Regions from separate parts of the Homo sapiens genome. Here all the other regions are linked to region 1. A link is a contact called in ENCODE Hi-C or POLR2A ChIA-PET data. All regions are on one chromosome and are shown on one strand. Each heading gives the region's core, a stretch centred on a gene start or an enhancer-like site at or near the end of the contact. The rest is flanking DNA. Distances are from core to core; before and after follow the strand shown. Region 1 holds the start of RPS25 (ribosomal protein S25). Region 2 holds the start of USP2 (ubiquitin specific peptidase 2). Region 3 overlaps TREH (trehalase). Region 4 overlaps USP2 (ubiquitin specific peptidase 2).

What was found. A loop is a pair of places that touch in the nucleus more often than their neighbours do. ChIA-PET counts read pairs that join two places held with the same protein, here RNA polymerase II (POLR2A). Pooled maps may share reads with other maps.
Region 2: a map of CD8-positive, alpha-beta T cell shows a loop between it and region 1 (8-fold over the local background). The contact joins the promoter of USP2 here to the promoter of RPS25 in region 1. A Hi-C loop is called at or near these places in 1 of 168 maps with a recorded cell type or tissue (CD8-positive, alpha-beta T cell) and 8 of 50 pooled maps. POLR2A ChIA-PET finds 5 or more read pairs at or near these places in 5 of 52 experiments (OCI-LY7, Panc1, WTC11 and 2 more).
Region 3: a pooled map shows a loop between it and region 1 (3-fold over the local background). The contact joins the enhancer-like site here to the promoter of RPS25 in region 1. A Hi-C loop is called at or near these places in 3 of 50 pooled maps. POLR2A ChIA-PET finds 5 or more read pairs at or near these places in 3 of 52 experiments (AG04450, PC-9 and naive thymus-derived CD4-positive, alpha-beta T cell).
Region 4: a pooled map shows a loop between it and region 1 (2.1-fold over the local background). The contact joins the enhancer-like site here to the promoter of RPS25 in region 1. A Hi-C loop is called at or near these places in 1 of 50 pooled maps. POLR2A ChIA-PET finds 5 or more read pairs at or near these places in 5 of 52 experiments (H1, OCI-LY7, T-cell and 2 more).

Annotation. Positions count from the first base shown.
Region 1 is chr11:119,015,323-119,019,779 of GRCh38, forward strand. It overlaps RPS25 (ribosomal protein S25), which reads right to left and starts at 3,021. Exons shown (of 5, transcript NM_001028.3): 1 at 2,960-3,021; 2 at 2,636-2,731; 3 at 2,040-2,223; 4 at 519-617; 5 at 395-436. The coding sequence starts at 2,962. The coding sequence ends at 523. It overlaps TRAPPC4 (trafficking protein particle complex subunit 4), which reads left to right and starts at 3,444. Exons shown (of 5, transcript NM_016146.6): 1 at 3,444-3,648; 2 at 3,821-3,995. The coding sequence starts at 3,474. CENATAC (centrosomal AT-AC splicing factor) reads left to right here. Exons shown (of 11, transcript NM_198489.3): 10 at 1-117; 11 at 216-471. The coding sequence ends at 276. RefSeq lists enhancers at 2,743-2,812, 2,833-3,062, 3,317-4,015 and a silencer at 3,303-3,422.
Region 2 is chr11:119,379,641-119,384,097 of GRCh38, forward strand. USP2 (ubiquitin specific peptidase 2) reads right to left here and starts at 2,050. Exons shown (of 13, transcript NM_004205.5): 1 at 1,833-2,050. USP2-AS1 (USP2 antisense RNA 1) reads left to right here and starts at 2,138. Exons shown (of 4, transcript NR_034160.1): 1 at 2,138-2,268. RefSeq lists an enhancer at 1,128-2,117.
Region 3 is chr11:118,656,369-118,660,825 of GRCh38, forward strand. TREH (trehalase) reads right to left here. Exons shown (of 15, transcript NM_007180.3): 10 at 4,171-4,365; 11 at 3,379-3,596; 12 at 3,002-3,113; 13 at 2,537-2,649; 14 at 2,312-2,365; 15 at 948-2,073. The coding sequence ends at 1,921. It overlaps PHLDB1 (pleckstrin homology like domain family B member 1), which reads left to right. Exons shown (of 23, transcript NM_001144758.3): 23 at 315-1,660. The coding sequence ends at 455. Among named protein-coding and RNA genes, the nearest start is that of MIR6716, 15 kb to the left of the region's middle. RefSeq lists enhancers at 2,064-2,613, 2,272-2,566, 2,614-3,163. Within about 2 kb of position 3,208, at least 11 of the 41 ENCODE cell types and tissues checked have a DNase peak (open chromatin) inside an H3K27ac peak, as active enhancers do.
Region 4 is chr11:119,354,830-119,359,286 of GRCh38, forward strand. It overlaps USP2 (ubiquitin specific peptidase 2), which reads right to left. Exons shown (of 13, transcript NM_004205.5): 5 at 4,402-4,457; 6 at 4,195-4,305; 7 at 3,944-4,008; 8 at 3,320-3,423; 9 at 3,152-3,232; 10 at 2,928-3,006; 11 at 2,654-2,761; 12 at 2,358-2,478; 13 at 386-2,093. The coding sequence ends at 2,006. Among named protein-coding and RNA genes, the nearest start is that of MFRP, 10 kb to the left of the region's middle. RefSeq lists an enhancer at 2,995-4,194. Within about 2 kb of position 2,027, at least 21 of the 41 ENCODE cell types and tissues checked have a DNase peak (open chromatin) inside an H3K27ac peak, as active enhancers do.

The DNA of each region.
Region 1 (4,457 bases), core at 1,771-4,270:
GAAAAAACTCCCCCCAGACCGAGTTGGGGCCAACTTTGATCACAGCTCCAGGACCAGTGCAGGCTGGCTGCCCTCTTTTGGCCGCGTCTGGAATAATGGACGCCGCTGGCAGTCCAGGTATGTGTGTTCAGTGCCGGGTCTCCAACCTACCCATCCAACCTCCTTTTTGGAGATGTCACCCTTCATCATCGTGTTAACCCTTTATTTCCTTTCAGACATCAATTCAAAACTGAAGCTGCAGCAATGAAGAAGCAGTCACATACAGAAAAAAGCTAATCATGCTCTCTACCAACTACCATGAGGCTAAAAGCAAAGTCAACAAACCCCTATTATACCTTCCACCAAATTCTTTATCATTGTCTTTCTTAGGAAACAGACATACTCATTCATTTGATTTAATAAAGTTTTATTTTTCCAAATGTACAGCTGGTTGGACCTGTAAAAAAAAATTAAAAGAATCAGAACCATAAAGCTTTGTATCTACCTCCTACACCATGAGCCCACACATTCCTACTCACCTATTCATGCATCTTCACCAGCAGCTGGAGCATCTCCACCCTTGGTATTTCTGGTGTAAATTACTTGAGCTCTGTGCTTTGAAACCAGTTTGATAAGTCCTAGGGGGAGAGAATAGCACGATGAGATGCTTAACAGATGCTACAATAGAAACTAGTAAGGTTTTTGGCTGGGCGCGGTGGCTCATGCTTATAATCCCACTGCTTTGGGAGGTGGAGACGGGCAGATAGCTTGAGGTAAGGAGTTGCACACCAGCCTGGCCAACAAGGTGAAACCCCATCTCTACCAAAAATACAAAAATTAGCTGGGCATGGTGGCACATGCTTGTAATTCCAGCTACTTGGGAAGCTGAGGTGAGGACCACCTGAACCCAGGAATTGGTGGTTGCATTGAGCCAAGACTGCCCCTCCGCACTCCAACCTGGGCAACAGAATGAGACTCTAGTAAGGTTTGTTTTGGCCGGGTGCAGAGGCTCATGCCTGTAATCCCAGCACTTTGGACAGGTGGATCTCTTGAGCCCAGGAGACCAGCCTGGGCAACATGGCAAAACCGCATCTCTATTTAAAGAAAAGGAAAACAAAAAGACAGAGTTCTCTCAGAGGTGCCCAGAATGGTCTTAAAACTCCTTGGCTCAAATGATCCTCCTGCTTTGGCCTCCCAAGTAGCTAGAAATACAAGGGTACCACTGCACCTGGCTCCAGAATTGCTTAATCTGACGTTCGGTAACCGAGAATCCTAGTTTTTAACGATCATCTATCCTTACTTTTCCTTTAAATTAGGGCTCCATTATCTTCCACCCCCCCCCCCTTTCTGAGACAGTCTTTTGCTGTCACTAAGGCTGGAGTGCAGTGGTGTCATCTCGGCTCACTGCCACCTCCATCTCCTGGGTTCAAGGGATCCTCATGCCTCAGCATCCTGAGTAGCTGGGATTACAGACGTGTGCCCCCACGTCCAGCTAACTTTCAGTAGAGCAGGTTTTCACCATATTGGCCAGGCTGGTCTTTAACTCCTGACCTCCGTTGATTCACCCGCCTTGGCCTCCCAAAGTGCTAGAATTATAGACGTTCAGTCACTATAGTTAGCTGAGCCTTATTATTGTGGAATTATGGTAATCAGACCATACTACTGAGTAGACCGTACTAAATTTCTGGTTTTAAAATTTAATACATCAACAAAATATTTACCATAAAGGTTTTAAACATTTTCAAAGTTGTTTCAAAATAGTAATCTAATTATTTCAAAAACGGTTGTCCCTGTAATTCTATGCATCCATTTACTCGAAACATAAAAGATCCTTGGGCTTCACTAAACTGCCACAGGGTCCACGGCACAAAAGTGGCTAAGAACCCTGAGAATTCATCTCAGGATCAGGAGTAAGACGTCAGAATTACATTACTAACAGCCAATGGTCAAGCCACGCTTTTTTTTTTTAATTCTGCTTTTCCAGCAAAACCACTGAAGATGCTTAACATGGTCAAGACAATTTAACCTACAAAAACACACATGTAGGATACACCCCTCACCTTTACTAAGGAGCTCCTGAAGGGCTGCCCTGGCCAGGGAGCCTCGAATCTTCAGTCTCTCAGAGACCACAGCTGGGGTTATAAGTTTATAGTTGGGAACTTCCTTACAGAGTTTATCATAGGTAGCTTTGTCAAACAAGACTAAGTTATTGAGCTTGTCCCGAACTTTGCCTTTGGACCACTTCTGCTCACCAAAACAAAACAGAAACAAGTTAGTATTTCTGGCAGAAGCACCCTTTCCCTCTCGAGTAATCTGCGTCAGAGAAATCTGTTCCACCGTTATCAAGGATAAATTACACATTACTAAAACAAAAACAAAAAAAAAACACCGACACGTTTTTGGCCTTCAAACAGGGGCCGAGCCCCACTAGATCAGTTAAAAATAACACAGCAGGCACAGCGGCAGACACTTCGCACAACAGACCCATTTTCATGATCCTAATGGGAAAAAGAACGAGTGGTGACGGGAAGATAAACTCTCACATTTTGACTCTAGAAATCTACACCTGAAAAACCACTTACTATACAAGTTACCTATTACTAGAGGATTACGAGAGAGTTACCCCTAGTCTCTTTCAGAGAGGTCTTATTTCTACCTTCTTTTTGGCCTTGCCCCCGGATTTGTTCACTGGGTCTTTGTCTTTCTTGGCCGACTTTCCAGCGTCCTTCTTCTTCTTGTCGTCCTTAGGCGGCTGTAGGAGGGCAGCGGGAATGCAACCAGGTCCTCAAATAGCGCCAAAGTCCCCTAATACTGCGCCCTCAGCCCCCGCAAACTCCACCACCAGAGCACATGGGCCAAGCAATAACCGCGCCCGCCCTGCAACCGAGGCCGGCAGGCCAAGGAGCGCTCCCGCCGAAGGCTCTCCCCACTGAGTCCTCAAACCCAAGAACGCCGGCGACTTCACACCCCTGAAGCTTACCATTGCGAAGCTCGGAGAATAGCAGCAGACACCGCAGCCTCGTCAAGATGTCGGACAAAAAGGAAGCGCTGCTCAGAAACGGGCCCAAAAACCACCGTCCGCTGTGAGTACTTCCGGGGCAAAAGGCGGAGCCAGGCAGAAGAAGTCCCACGGCGAAGCGCTCGCCCTCTAGCCTGAGGCGGAAGACAGGAAGTGGATTCTAGTTCCCAAGCCGCACCGCCTAAATACTGCCGGAGTCTGCGCTAGTTGTGACGCATACTATAGCGCTGTTTTCCTGCACTGATAAACGAAAAGCAATCCACCAGGTCTCGGCAGCTAACTTTCCGGCACTACTTATGCCCGAGCGTGTCGCTCCCAGTGCGCAAGTGCAGCAGGTGGCTGCACGGGGGGCGCGGGAGGAGGAGGAGGAGGAGGAGGAGGCTGGGGTGGGGCCGGCGGCAAGTGCTGTGATGCGGTTCCGGGGAGGGGCCGTCGGGTAGAGGCTGAATACCAGTTTCCGAGCGGCAAGGCAGCGATGGCGATTTTTAGTGTGTATGTGGTGAACAAAGCTGGCGGCTTGATTTACCAGTTGGACAGCTACGCGCCACGGGCTGAGGCTGAGAAAACTTTCAGTTATCCGCTGGATCTGCTGCTCAAGCTACACGATGAGCGTGTGTTGGTTGCTTTCGGCCAGCGGGACGGCATCCGAGGTGGGCTAGGCTCGGGCCCGTGGCGGGTGCGGGGGTGGGAGGGCCCCAGTGCTGTAGAAGTGGGCTGGTTGTAGGTGCGGGGTTGGGGGAAAAGGGGTTGTGTCGGGTCCCTTGTCCCCTCGGCGGAATCCCCGGGCTGCACCTTCGCTGACCGTTAGCTTCACCTCTGCAGTGGGTCATGCAGTGCTGGCCATCAATGGCATGGACGTGAATGGCAGGTACACGGCCGACGGGAAAGAGGTGCTGGAGTATCTGGGTAACCCTGCTAATTACCCGGTGTCCATTCGATTTGGCCGGCCCCGCCTCACTTCTAATGAGAAGCTTATGCTGGCCTCCATGTTCCACTCGTAAGTCCCCCGTCTCCTGAACGGCAGCGCTTGTAATTTGTCTACCTTTTCTTAAATCGTCGTTCTGGTGTTATGAAAAACGCAACCGATCCAGATCTAGATTTTAGGTAATAACGGCAGTGGTGTCATCTTTTTTTGCTGGGTGGGGAGGGGCCGCGGAGTTACCCAGGCTGGAGCGCAGTGGCGGGATCTCGGCTCACTGCAGCCTCTGCCTCCCAGGTTCAAGCGATTCTCCTGCCTCAGCCTCCCGAGTAGCTGGGATTACAGGCGCGTGCCACCACGACCAGCTAATTTTTGTATTTTTAGTAGAGAGGGGTTTTGCCATGTTGGCCAGGCTGGTCTCAAACTCCTGACCTCAGGTGATCCACCTGCCTCGGCTTCCCAAAGTGCTGGGATTACAGGAGTGAGCCACCGCGCCCGGCCGAGGTGTCATCTTACTTAAAGTCAACTTCTCTTCTCTGA
Region 2 (4,457 bases), core at 800-3,299, 360 kb after region 1:
TGAAATAGTGGATAAGTCACTTAAGTTCTCTGAACCTTAGCTATTTAATCTGCAAAACGGGACTAATAGTAATAATAGTGGTCTATCTCAGTTGTGAGGATTAAATAAAATAATATTTGTAAATTTCATGGCCCATAGAGTTCAATAAACATTGATGATTATATTGAATACTTCCACTTCTTATTATAATTAGTGGTATTATTAATAATAGCGCCTTACCAGGTGAACCTTCCTAGGGAGAAAAGGAGGGTTACTCCTGGGGAAGTGTTCCTTTCTCTTTTTTTTTTTTTTTTTTTGAGACGGAGTCTCCGTCGCCCAGGCTGCAGTGCAGTGGCGCGATCTTGGCTCACTGCAAGCTCCGCATCCTGGGTTCACGCCATTCTCCTGCCTCAGCCTCCCGAGTAGCTGGGACTACAGGCTCCCGCCAGCACGCCCGGCTAATTTTTTTGTAATTTTAGTAGAGATGGGGTTTCACCGTGTTAGCCAGGATGGTCTCGATTTCCTGACCTTGTGATCCGCCCGCCTTGGCCTCCCAAAGTGCTGGGATTACTGCACTTTGAGCCACTGCTCCCGGCCGGAAGTGTGCCTTTCTAATGCCAGAGAACAGTCCCTTGGTTTTCTGAACTGACCATGTCCCATAACTGGGAAGGGCAAACAAGGCTTGCCATCTTCCTAGACGTCCAGTCCACCAAGCAGAGAAAGGCCAAGCCCATCTGGGCTCCTTCCCCCTTTGCCTAGAAAAATACGGCAAGTGCAGCTTCCCCCAGGCCACCAGGAGAATGCTTGGCCCCTCTGGGGTGGTTCCACTCTACCTGTGGGAGGGCTCAGGATTCCAGGGCCACAGAGCCGGGCTGGGCAGGGTCACAAGAGGAAGGAACGGGGTTCTTAGCCTCTCTGGCCTTGGTGCACTTGTCTGCTCCCAGGACGTTTCTCGATGGCTCTCCCCGAGGACTGGGAGTACCCAGCCTGGTGCCTCCACCCTGTCTTAGCACAGGCTACTGACTCAGCCCAGGTCCTAATGATGCACTTCAGAGGACGCCCTCATTCCAGTCCTCATTCTGACTCCAGTCTGACATGCATCTACAGCATCAAAGGAGGGGGCCTGCCTCGACCTTAGCCCAATCAGCTCTCCTTTCCTCTGCTTTACGGGGGTCCATCTGGGGGATGTTCTCATGCCCATTCCAGGGGAGGTGAGCAGCCCCTACCACTACCTCCAGCTCAGTCCCATTCTAAAGGCAGCCAGGTCAGGAGGTAGGATGTTCACTCTTCAGGGAAGGGCTAGAATGGGTTGGCTAGGGCTTCCCTTGACTGTTGAGAAGTTGCTCTCTCCGGAGCACCGCGTGCCTGCTTCTGGTTTGGGACTGGTGAGAATTTCAAAGCTGCCTCTTTCTGGTTTGGGATTGGTGGAAAATCTCCCCTTCCGCTTAATTGTTGCCCAACCCCCGCCCCTAACCCCCTTTAGCAAACTGACCGGGGAGCTTTAAGAGCAGCGAGTGAGCTGCACGCACACGTGGGGAGGGGGTTTGTCAGTGTCGCTCAGGCCACATACCACCGATATACACGGGGCACAGCGAGGAGGACCCGCCAAAGCAGCATTTCCTTAGAATACACTGATCAGCACACAGTTGGCTCTTCCTGGCACCCTGGGCTGTCAGCAGGCAGCCCTCACACAACTGGCAGACACAGCTGGAGCGTCCCTGCACAGCCGGCTCTCTCCCTATATTTCTAGTGTCCACTCTGCCCAGAATGTCGTGGACACCTTACTTTCTGAGCTCCAAACCGGCACTGATCCCCGAATCCCCCCTCCCGGATCCCCGACAGGTGGCACGTACCTGCCTCTTCTTGGAGTATGGACGAGTCGAACCGGGCACAAGCATGGAGCTGCGGGTGAGTCCCGGCTGGCGCTGGCGCGGCGCAGTGAGCACCAGCTGACGAAGAGGGCTCCCCGGCCTCGGCTCCTGCCTGACTCTCTCCCACCTCCGCCGGGGGCCCAGAAGGGACCTCCCCGGGAAATCGGCGCCACCCAGCGGGCAGCCGCCTCATCGCGCCTGGGCCGGCAGAGCCACACCCCGCGTCTCGCGTCACTGAGTCGCGTCACGGCTATTGGCTTGTTCCTACTGTGGCGTCATTAGAGCCCGGCCTCCGGCTGGGGCCACCCAGGCAACCGATATACACAGAGAACCACGTGGAGGAAAAGCACGCGAGTTTGGAGCGGGTGGAGCAGGAACAGAGGTGGACTGGAATGTCACACGACGGGGCAGCTGGAAGGTATTGGGAAAGAAGAGGCGTCATGGGAGAAGGCTCGGAACTTGAGCCCTGGGGCGTATCAACTTTCAGTTTTTAGGGAAGGCTAAACGTCCCCCACTCCCCTTCTCACTGGGCTGGGGGAGGTCCTGTTCCTCAGCCTCTTCTCTTTTTCTCTGCTGTCAAAGACACTCTCCGCTCATTTTACTTTCATGGGACCAGTGATTAGTGATGAATGCCTGAGTGGGTAAACGGAGGCACTGAGTCAATGAAAGAATTCTCTTTGGTCTTTTCAAGAAAAAGCCGAGACAAAACTTGAATTTTTGCTGCTCCCATTCCTTTTATGTAACCTTCTCCCGACTCCCCCGATGTTGATGAGGAAAATCGCACAACCAGGTAGCTGGGTACCAAGGCGAATCCAGGTTTTCAACTTCAGCTGCTCCATCAACCCTTGCAGCTGCCGTTAACTCCTCCCATCTTCACCATAGATCTCTCTCTCCATCGCTACTCTCCTCAAGTCCTTCCTTCTCTTCTATTTCCCAGAGAAATCAGACGCAATCAAGAGGGGAATTCTTAAATTTCTACCTACAAACATGTCTGAATCCATTCTTATCAGGAGCAGTGAAAGAGGCACCCCTGTTCTTGTCCAAGGCACGATTCCCTTCTTGATTTCAACTCTTGTTTTGTTTTTGTTTTTGTTTTTTGTTTTTTTGAGACGGAGTGTCGTCGCTCTTGTTGCCAAGGCTGGAGTGCAATGGCGCGATCTCAGCTCACTGCAACCTCCAGGTTCAAGCAATTCTGCCTCAGCCTCCCAAGTAGCTGGGATTACAGGCGTGCGCCACCACGCCAGGCCGATTTTTTTTTTATAGAGTCTTGCTCTGTTGTCCAGGCTGGAGTGCAATGGCATAATCTCGGCTCACTGCAACCTCCTCCTCCCGGGTTCAAGTGATTCTTGTGCCTCAGCCTCCCCCGAGTAGCTGGGATTACAGGAGCCCACCACCACGCCTGGCTAATTTTTGAATTTTTAGTAGAGACAGGGTTTCACCGTGTTGGTCAGGCTGGTCTTGAACTCCTGACCTCAGGTGATCCACCAGCCTCAGACCCCCAAAGTGCTGGGATTACAGGTGTGAGCCACTGCACCCGGCCCCAGCTAATTTTTTGTATTTAGTAGAGATGGGGTTTCACCATGTTATATTTCCTTAGGGCCCTCATTCCATCACTTCATTTTACAGATGGATATTGGACATGCCAGTCACTCTTCTAGAAACTGGGGATATAGCAGGGAACAAAACAGGCACAATCCCTGCCCTCAGGGAGCTTACATTCTAGTAGAAGCAGGACTAAATAAGTAGAATATGTAATATGTTAGATGATGCTAAGAGCTATGGGGCACATCAAGCAAGGAGGAGGTGCGTTCGGAGAAGGTAACATTCAAGTGACCTGAGGGAGGCTAGGCGTGAACTACACATAAATGTGGGGAAAGAATGTTCTAGGCAGAGAGAAGAGTAAAAGTAAAGGTCCTGAGGTGGGAGCGACCTGCCACTTTCGAGGAAGAACAAAGTCAATGTGGCTGGAGTGAAGAGAGAGAAAGATAGGGAAAGAGTGGGAGACGCGATCAGAGAGGTCAGAGAAGGACCCAGCCTGTAGGTCCCCAAGGCCATTCTGAGGACTTTGGCTTTTATGAAGCTACTGGAAGGTTTTGAAACAGGGTTGTCCAATCTTTTGGCTTCCCTGGGTTATGGTAGAAGAAGAATTATTGTTTTGGGCCACACATAAAATACACTAACACTAAAGATAGCTGATGAGCTTTAAAAAAAACTCATAATGTTTTAAGAAAGTTTACGAATTTGTGTGGGGCCACATTCAAAGCCATCCTGGGCCACATGTGGCCTGCATACTGTGGGTTGGACAAGTTTGTTTTGAGCAGAGGAGGGACACGGATCTGATTTTTGTTTTAACAAAATACCTTTTGCTACTGTGTAGAGAACAGCTCTGAAGAGAGCAGAAGCGGGAGACCATTTAGGAGGTCATTGTGAGCGTCTGGTTAGTGTGGTAGCAGGACAGGTGATGCAAAGTGGTGGATTTTGGAAGTATTTTGAATGTGGACTAACAGGATTTTCTGATGAATTAGGCAGTGTGGGGAGGAGGGAGGAATTTTTCACCTGAACTTTAACTGAGGAGGGGAAGGCTATGGTAGGATAATCGCTTGAACC
Region 3 (4,457 bases), core at 1,958-4,457, 360 kb before region 1:
AAAGCCTTTGTGTTTGATCCTCTTGATACTCACTTTTGAACCTGGGGCGCCAAGGACCAGTGCCCCCCTTGTCAGGGTATAGCTCTGTCAGGGTCCAGGGAGTTTAGAGAGCCCAGGACTGCTGTGGTGTGAGAAGGGAACATTTCAGCCTGGGGCTCACATGGACTGGTAGGGTCTAGGCTCTGGACCTATTTAGGACTAAGCTCCAGGGCTTTCTAGGGGCTGGGAGGGGAAAGGGCAGATAGGGAGGCAGGTGAGAATATTCCTGGGCATGGGTGAGCCCCATCTTAGACCTTCCTCTCTTCCTTTGGCAGAGCCCGAACCCAGCCCTCACCTTCTGCGTAAAGACCCATGACCGGCTGTACTACATGGTGGCCCCATCTGCAGAGGCCATGCGTATCTGGATGGATGTCATTGTCACAGGGGCTGAGGGCTACACTCAGTTCATGAACTAACTGCCGTGGGCCTCCTGGCAGAGCACAACTGGGGCTTTTGTATAAGAAGACTTTAATATTCTGTAAGGAGCTTGGTCCTGTGAGTTTCTGGGCTCTGGCCTCCTGAAGAACCAGCCAGAAGAAGAAAAGTAGAGGTGGCTTTGCTGCCTCCTGGGAGCCCAGAACTTGCAGTAACCCTTTAGGGTCCTGCCCCAGGCCCAGCCAGGGCTGAGGAGCTGTCACAGAGAGGGCCTCAGCTCTGACCTGACACCTGCTCTCCCCAGCCTGTTTTCTCTTTTCTAAAAGACAAATTATGGTACCATAAGCTGCCAAAGATCCCCTCCTGCCTCAGACCCCTTTGCCAGGGGCTTTGGGGGCTGAGCAGAGCCACATCCAGAGTGGGGTAATAGCTCAGGCGGCCCGCTTCCCATTTCTCAAACCCCGCTCTGCCCCATTGTTCTCCTTTCCCTTATACTTTTTATTACCTTGCTCAAGGGCCAGAGATCTCAAGTGTCAACCTTGAGGTCCCAGCTCCATCCCCTAGTTGCAGACTCATCACCATGGTTACCATAGTGACTGCTTCATTGCCATGGTTACATACTAATTGCTGCAGCTCTGTGGCCCAGCCCACTGCTTCAGCTGTGGGCCATCTGAGGGTACGTGCCATCATCTCTCCAGCCCAGGCCCCTGGGCATCTCATGCTGGGGGGAAGGGACTGAATACCTTTTTCCTTCCCCCTGCCTGTGTCTTCAGCCCTGATGCACAGGCTGCCAGCCCCCCAGTCCAGCCCTCTCCCTTCCACTGGTGCCTTGCTTAGAGCCAGAAGGGATGAAGCCGGGGGATCTATGGAACAGAGGAGGAGCGATGCAGTTGGGAGAGGAAGCTAGAAGGGTTATGGTTGGAGTTCTGTACAGTGTTGAGTTTCCGACAGGGAAAGAGGATTCCTCCAATGCTCCTAGAGAGAAAGCCTGAGCAGGAGATGATGCAGCAGAGGGGAAGGGCCCTGTGGTGCCGCCGCCCTTCCTTCAGCCTCCGAAGGGTGATGGAAATGGAGAGTGGAGGACCAGGCCTCCAGCTGTCTGGCCTCGCCCTTCACGCCTTAACACTAAGCCCACCTCCCCTGCTCTCCTTCCCAGCATTGAGCCCTTGGTTGCCTGGGCCCAGGCTGGGGGTTTTCAGTATTTGTAAGCATTTCAGCAGAACAATAAAGCCTTTGGACTACGGAAGTGAGTGGAAGGCCGGTGTGGGGCTTGGCGCTGAGGCACTTGGGGATAGGTCTTCCCTCCAGAGCAGGATTTCCACCCTATTCAAGGTTCCAGGAGGGAGCTAGGCCCCTACCCATGACCTCCAGGTCGTGACCCTGCCCTCCACTTCGCTCTGAGGACAGGCTGGGAGGTAGGAGGGCATGAAGAGGCAGGGGAAGGCAGGAACTGGTGCAGAGGTTTAATGGGGCAGGAGCTGGGGCCAGGTGAGGAGAGGAGGGCTGTCACCATGGCAGGAGGCTGAGCAGGAGGCTGGGCAGAAGGGTGGCCGCCAGGCAGTGGGGCTCCAGGAAAGCCAGCTTGGCCCCTGAGGTCAGCCGGTCACCATAGCGGTCCAGCAGCATCAGGACCACGCCATTCGTCCAGCCAAATCCCTCCTGGGAGAGGCAGGGCAGTGGGGCCAGTTTCTGGGGAAGCCTCATACCCTTGGTGGGGGCTGTGGGCTCTCTCCCCAGGGGCACTGGCCCTGCCTAACCCCAGCGGTACAGGAAGCACCAGTCAGCTCCTCCCCCGGGCCCACATGCAGGTGAGCACACTGAGGCCTGGGGCGGGGGTCATGAGCAGCAGAGTTCAGGAGTTCCCTGGTGTTGGCCAGCCCACCCCTGGCCTGCTCACCTGAACTTCATATTCTCCTCCCCCACCGGGCTGTCCACCGTTGCTGACGTCATACTGGGGACAAGCGGGTGGGCTGTATGTCAGGTACTGCCCCCCAGCTCCAGGAACAACAAACAACCAGAGCCCCTGGGGAGAAGCTGCTCTGCCTGCCCAGCAGCCCCTGCAGTGCTCAGGAGTGGCCACTGGGACAGCCTGGGGGTGCAGGGAGGGCTTGGGCCAGCTCACCTTCTCATACATGGCTGACTTCTGCGAGTAGACATCAAAATTGGTTCGGATCCAATTCTGAGCCAGCTGGAAAGCCACTTCCTGGGCCCGACGTAAAGGTGCCTTGGCCAGGCCTAGACCCCATTGCAGGCAGGACTCAACCTCCAGGTCTCCCATCCCAGACAGAGCAGTGGCTGCACCCTACTCTCCCCAAGGAGGGAAAGAGGCCTGGGCCCTAAGACTTCCTTCCTGAGACCACAGGCCAAACTGCCCTTAATCGACGGCCCTGGTTTGAAGGGCGAACAGGACTGATTGCACTGGACAGGCTGGGTGGACATAAGTGTCAAGTGGAGGCCAGGAGAGCAGAGGAGCGAGAGAAAGGATACGGGGCCTCTTGTGTCTTTTGTTCATGCCTCCCCAGCACCAGGGAGGCCCACCTCTACACCCTGGGAAGGGTCCTTGGCTGTGTCAGCCCTGCCTCCCTACCTCTGATGACCAGGTCCTGCAGGGGGGCCCAGGCATTGGGGAAATCCCACTGCTGGCCTGTCTTCTGGAGAGAGGTCGGGATCCCATACTGGTAAGTCAGGATCCGGTTGTCCTAGAAGGTCCCAGACATTCCCATGACTGTGGGTGGGGCTGGACTGGGAGCCAGGACAGGACGCTGGACCCCGCGGGAAGCCAGACGTCCCCTTCCTGGCTCTTCTTTTCTCGGCTCACAGCTGCCCCCCGGTGGCTCTGGTGGGACCCGCAGGCTGGGACAAGGGGCATAGCCGGAGGAAGCGCCCTCCCCTGCAGGTCCTGTTCAGGGTCGGGAGGGGGCGGTGCTGCCTGCAGTGGACCCGAGCCACCTGCTGTGCCCTCACCTCCAGGTATTTCAGAGCCTTGTCCGCCACGCCAGGGTCAGAGAAACACCCGGCCCAGAGTGGAGTGAGGTTGGATGGGTAAAACTCCCGGTTTTTCTTCTTCTTCTCAAGGTCGTAATCGAACCAGGCTCCGGTCTGCTCATCCCACAGGACTGTGTTCAGGGCGGCCAAGCGCTGCGACCGCAGGATTCTGTACTTCGTGGCCTGGGAGTCGTTCCCTGGGGCAGTGCTGCCTTTAGAGCCAGCAGCCAGTGCCCTGCCTGCTGCCCCAGGCTTTTTTCGTGGTTCTACTTTAGCCTCCCCGCTTTGTGTTTCTCTGCAAAGGCTGAGACACCCTGATGACCAAGGGGATGTGCCGATCTGGAGCCCACCACATTTCTGGCCTATGGCCCCGCACTGCTCCCAGGGAACCACTGGAGCTGATCTGTCCCCAGGGTCTCCAGGGTCTATCCTCCCAAGGGTACTGGCTGGGTGGATTCCCCTAGCTCTTAGGGGGTCAAGGGCAGCTGTCTGAGGGAGAGGGAGTGGAAGGATTTTGGATGCGTGGACTAGGGTTCCCCTCACAGACCCTAGAGACCCTCACAGTAAGAAAGGGAGGAAGAGAGGATTAGGGTTGGCTCCGTTTGTTCTCTTGTCTGGTACGCAAATGTGAGTGCAGGCTTCCACTAGGGCGGGGCTCGACAGGCTAAGTTGCTGAAGGCCTGTCACACAAGGGTCCTACTTCCAGTTCTATTGCCAAGCCTGAGCAGGAAACCAAGCTCCCTGCTTTCCCTTCCCTACTGGGGTGCTCACCCAGCCTGGAATAGAAGTTGCTCATCAGCTCCTCTGCTTGGCATAGGAAGGCATTCAGGTCAACAGGCACCAGTTTGCTTGTTCGGATGCCGCTAAGCGAGTTGGGGTTTGGGCCTCCAATGAGCCAGCGTGAAGAGAAGTCCCAGCCAGACTCAGCCCCAGCCTTGAGCTCAGCCCACAGAGCCTCCCGGTCTCCTGTGAGGACAGAGCAGGGAACCAGCCAGTCCCGGCTGCAGGATAGGCAGCCATTGACAGGAGACCAGAGCCTGACACAGCAGGTGTGCAGC
Region 4 (4,457 bases), core at 777-3,276, 340 kb after region 1:
TAAGATGCAAAACCCACATATATAGAAGGCTGATTTTCATATACGCAGGTTCTGCAGGGGTGACCTTGGGACTTGAATATGGTGCAGATTTTGGTATGTGTGTATCTTGGAACCAATCTCCCTGTGTATACTGGGGGATGGCTGTATATTTAAATGTGTTTGTAAACAATTGGTGAATCCAGATGAAGAATATAGTGTCCAAAATATGTATTGTTTCAGTTTTTAAAAAATTAAACTTAAATGTTCAAACTAAAAAGTGGGTAACTTTTTCCAGAAACTTGGAATTTACAAACTGGTTGAAACAATGAAATAGATGGCCCCTAATATACTAGGAGCCCTTCCTAGATTCAAACACTCCCAAATCAAGATTCCAACATCTGCCAACTGATTTCTCAAAGCTATTATTTATTCTGTACAAGGTTCCACTGTACATTAGACATTCTTCTACTCTTGCTTACACAGTAAACAAGTGTACACTTGCCCTTGGGCTCAGGTTCACAGGTCTTCTCTGGAGAAGGGTGTCAGGCCAGTAAAACTCAGGGTGTCTTTCTCTGATGCCTCCTCCTAGGAGCCTGGAATGTGCCAGGCTCCACGGGGCACAAGCCGGGCCCAGCTGTGTGGGTGAACAGCTTTACTCTCCAGGACAGCACAGAGTTTTATCCAACTATGTAGGGCAAAATTGAGCCCACAGGAAAGAACCATACAACTGAGGCAAGATGTCCCCAAATACCCAGGCTCCAGCTCCCAGGGCAGGACTGGAGACCAGCGCTAAGAAGAGCTGAGGGGTGGCCTGGGCATCCCTGAGAAACTCGGTCCAAAGGGCCTATTGTCTAGGAGGCTCTGAGAAGGGGGCGGGGGCAGGAAGGCCAGGGGGAAAGGGATGTTAAGAGAATAAATAAAAGGGAGAGAAGCTCTAGGGACGAGGGGCTTGTGCTATCCTTCAAACAGCTGGGGAGCAGACCAGGGGTGGGCTAGAGGACGTGGGCGGGAAGAACTTGATGCCCTGTCGGAAGGAATCTACCTGCTTTCTTCTTTGCCTCACTGCAATGCACAACGAGCCAGGGCTAAGGGCAGGATCCCTTTCCCAGGCGGGTTTGAACAGAGCACTGGGGAAAAGGGAAGAGGCTGAGGGATATTTCAGGAGGGGCAGTTACCCCCTGGTCCCCAAATGCTATAAGGCACAATTCTTGGAGGCAACTAAATTCCATTCAAAACATTAAAAAAAAAAAAAAAAAACCCAAACCCCCAAAACAGAAACTTGTTTTAGATCCCAGGTCTACTGTGGCTGTGCTTGGGGCCTGGCCAACGCCCACCTAGCACCACGGAGGGCTAGCATTAGAAAGTTGTACTTGGAAAAGCAATAAAAGGACCAGTGCAACGTCCCAGCTATGAAGAGGCCTGAAGGAGAGCACTCCAGTCTGAACACTTTAGTTATGGAAATTAAAAAAAAAAAGTTGGGCTTTTTAAAAACCAAAACCAGCGTTTTCCAAAGATGTCCCTTCGTCTGTCCCCTGGAGTTAGCAGCGTGAAGAGGGCTCTTGGCTCATGGCTCTGGACCGGCGAGCCGTGCGGGTGGAGATGGGCGCCGGCTCCTCCGCGGCGCGGGCGTCCAGGCGGTGATGCTCCCAGCGAGCTCCAGAGGGCGCTGTCCCCTCGGAGGCGCGGGCGCTGCGGCGGGAAGCGGCGCAGCGAGGGTCTTCCCCCCCAAGACACAGTTGTTTCTGACACATAGGAAGACCACAAGTTTACAAATGCAAACGCCGAGGGCACGGGGCGATGCTGGCTCCACGTCCAGGCGATCTTCCCTGCCGGGCCACAGCTCAGGAAAGCCCGGCTCCTTGCTCCAGACCCTGATCAGGCTGCATCCACTCCTGCTCGGCAGCTTCAGGTTTGTTTTTCTCTTGTCAGGTTTGTGTGTTGTTGTTGTTGTTTTGTTTTTGTCTTTTTAAAAAATTTAGGGAGCGGGGCCACCACGGGGAAGGGAGAAGGGACGTGGCTCCTGGCGCTACATTCGGGAGGGCGGGCTGGCCAGTTCGTAGAAGAGCAGGTAGGCGTCGCTGGTGCGCACTTGGCTGGAGGACATGGGAGTGACGCTGCGGAGAGAGCGGGGAGTCAGCCCGGAGCGGGCAGGACCGGGAGACCCCCCGCCGGCTTCTTTCTGTGCCCCCGAGGCCGGCCGGCCTGCCTTTCAGGGAGCCTCCCCACGGGCAGCGGCTTCGTGGCCTTAAACTTTGCCATCCATTCTCGGTGTAAGCCGTGCGGGGGGTGGGAGGGGGGTGGGTTTGGGGGGAGGGTGGAGGAGTGGGGGGAGAGTGGGTGGCTACAGCCAGGGGCTCCGGCCCTGCCCTGGCTCTCACCTGGAGTCGTTGAAAGTGTGCCATTCTCCTGTCCCTGGACTGCGACAGTAGGCTGTATAGTGGCCACCCATGGTGGTTCCGGAGTGATTGGACACAGCGTACAGGTTGTAAACAGCATGGTCTGAGGAGGAGGCAGCCGTCAAGCCCCCGAGGCCCCCCTGCCCCGACTTCCCCCCTCCAACCTCTCCTTCTGGGTCTCTCAGTAGCTGGTGCTGGCAGCTCCCCTTCCTCCTGCCCTCCCTCCGGCCTTGCACACCTGCGTCTTCATTCTGCCCTGCCTACTCAAAGATACTCACTGGTGTTTTCTGAGGCAAATTCTCTTAAGTCCAGGTCTCTTAGGGGGAAGTTCACAAATGTTGTGAGCTTGCTGGTTCGGATCCTGGATTCTGAGAACCGCTTCAGATCTGGCATTGACGTGAGTCAAGGATAGTCAAACCAATGCAGAAGGGCAGACAACAAAAGGAAAGCCTACAAGGTCCGTTTCTTCCGACTGTTCCCCTCACCTATGGGCCCCTTGTCATCAGTCACCCTTGAAAGTCATGTCCCAGCCCTGATGGATCTTAAGGATACGGAGCACCAAGATCTTTGGGAACCTCTGGATGGAGAACTTCTTTATACACCGTTTTCTGCCTCGGCAGCGACAGCATGTCTGAGAGACAAGACAAACAGAAAGAACTTGTGGGGAAGTCAGTGGGCCCCAATCCAGTCACTCCTCAACTGGATCTGCTGGTATCAGCCTCTTCCCAGTAGGTCCCACGGAAATTTGTTCTTGCTATTACCGAAGGGTGACTTACTGGCTTTTCATCTCCATCAAGCACATCCTCTTTGGTGAAGAGCCTCATGCAGTCCATTAATGTCACCTCAGGATAACCTCGCTGGGAAGGGGAAAAAAGCAAAGGTCAGAGGTCAACATGAAAGGACAGGAGAGGGAGTTCAACAAGGCGGGCAACTGGGGTGCATACCTTAGCAATGGGCAGTGAGAGGTCCCAGAAGGGGTCGAAGACCGTAGAACAGTAACCACAATCTGTACACGTCAGCGAGCTCTTTAGCTGCCCAACAAAGAGATCTGGGGAAGAGAAGGCCATGAGATGCTGAAATACAGGAAGTAGAGCATGGTCTTCTGCACAGCAGCTTTTATTTTTTTTTTTGAGATGGAGTTTTGCTCTGTCCCCCAGGCTGAAGTGCAGTGGTGCAATCTCAGCTCACAACAACCTCTGCCTCCTGGGTTCAGTGATTCTCCTGCCTCAGCCTCCCAAGTAGCTGGGATTACAGGTGCCCACCACCATGCCTGGCTAATTTTTGCATTTTTAGTAGAGATGGGGTTTTGCCATGTTGGCCAGGCTGGTCTTGAACTCCTGACCTCAGGTGATCTACCCGCCTTGGCCTCCCAAAGTGTTGGGTTTACAGGCATGAGCCACCATGCCCGGCCTGCACAGCATCTTCTTTCTTGCTGTTCCTGCTTTGCTTTGTTGAACACTAGGCAGAAACAGGCTTCCCCGGGAGAGTGATTCTTAGGGCTTTTCATGCTCCACTCAGGCAAGAGCAGGCAACAGTGAAAACAGGCATCTTCCCTTTCATGCGCTTACCCCCGATCCTACTGTCTTCCCGTTCTAGATATTTTCTCCACATCTGTCGGCCTTTCTCGTCATCACTGGGAACCAGAGAGAGACAACAATTGGGTCAAAGCTCAAAACTTAAGTTTAAGGGTCTGTCAATTTTGATCCTTCATCTTCAAAAGTAAATCAGATTATTCCCAAATCATTAACCCCAAAGTGGTGGGTAAAAATCTCGAGTTCACAAAAGTTTTGCTTTCCCACAGCATTCTCCTCTTACTTACGGAAGATGATCGAGGTTCTCAGGGTTGGACTTAGGTCTCAGTGTCACTCGGTTCACCTCGTTATGGAGCCCATCCAGAAGAAAGCGAAGGAACTCCTGAGCATCCTGCTGACTGAACCCAAAGGAAGGAGGGTGAGCAACACCTCTTGTCCTAAGAACCTGCTCCTACTGCCACCCACCTGAGAGGACATGTCTGCAAGGCCCTTACTTATAGCCAACAAAGCGCGGTGCGTATCTCTGGATCTGGGTCTTGAACTCAGATGG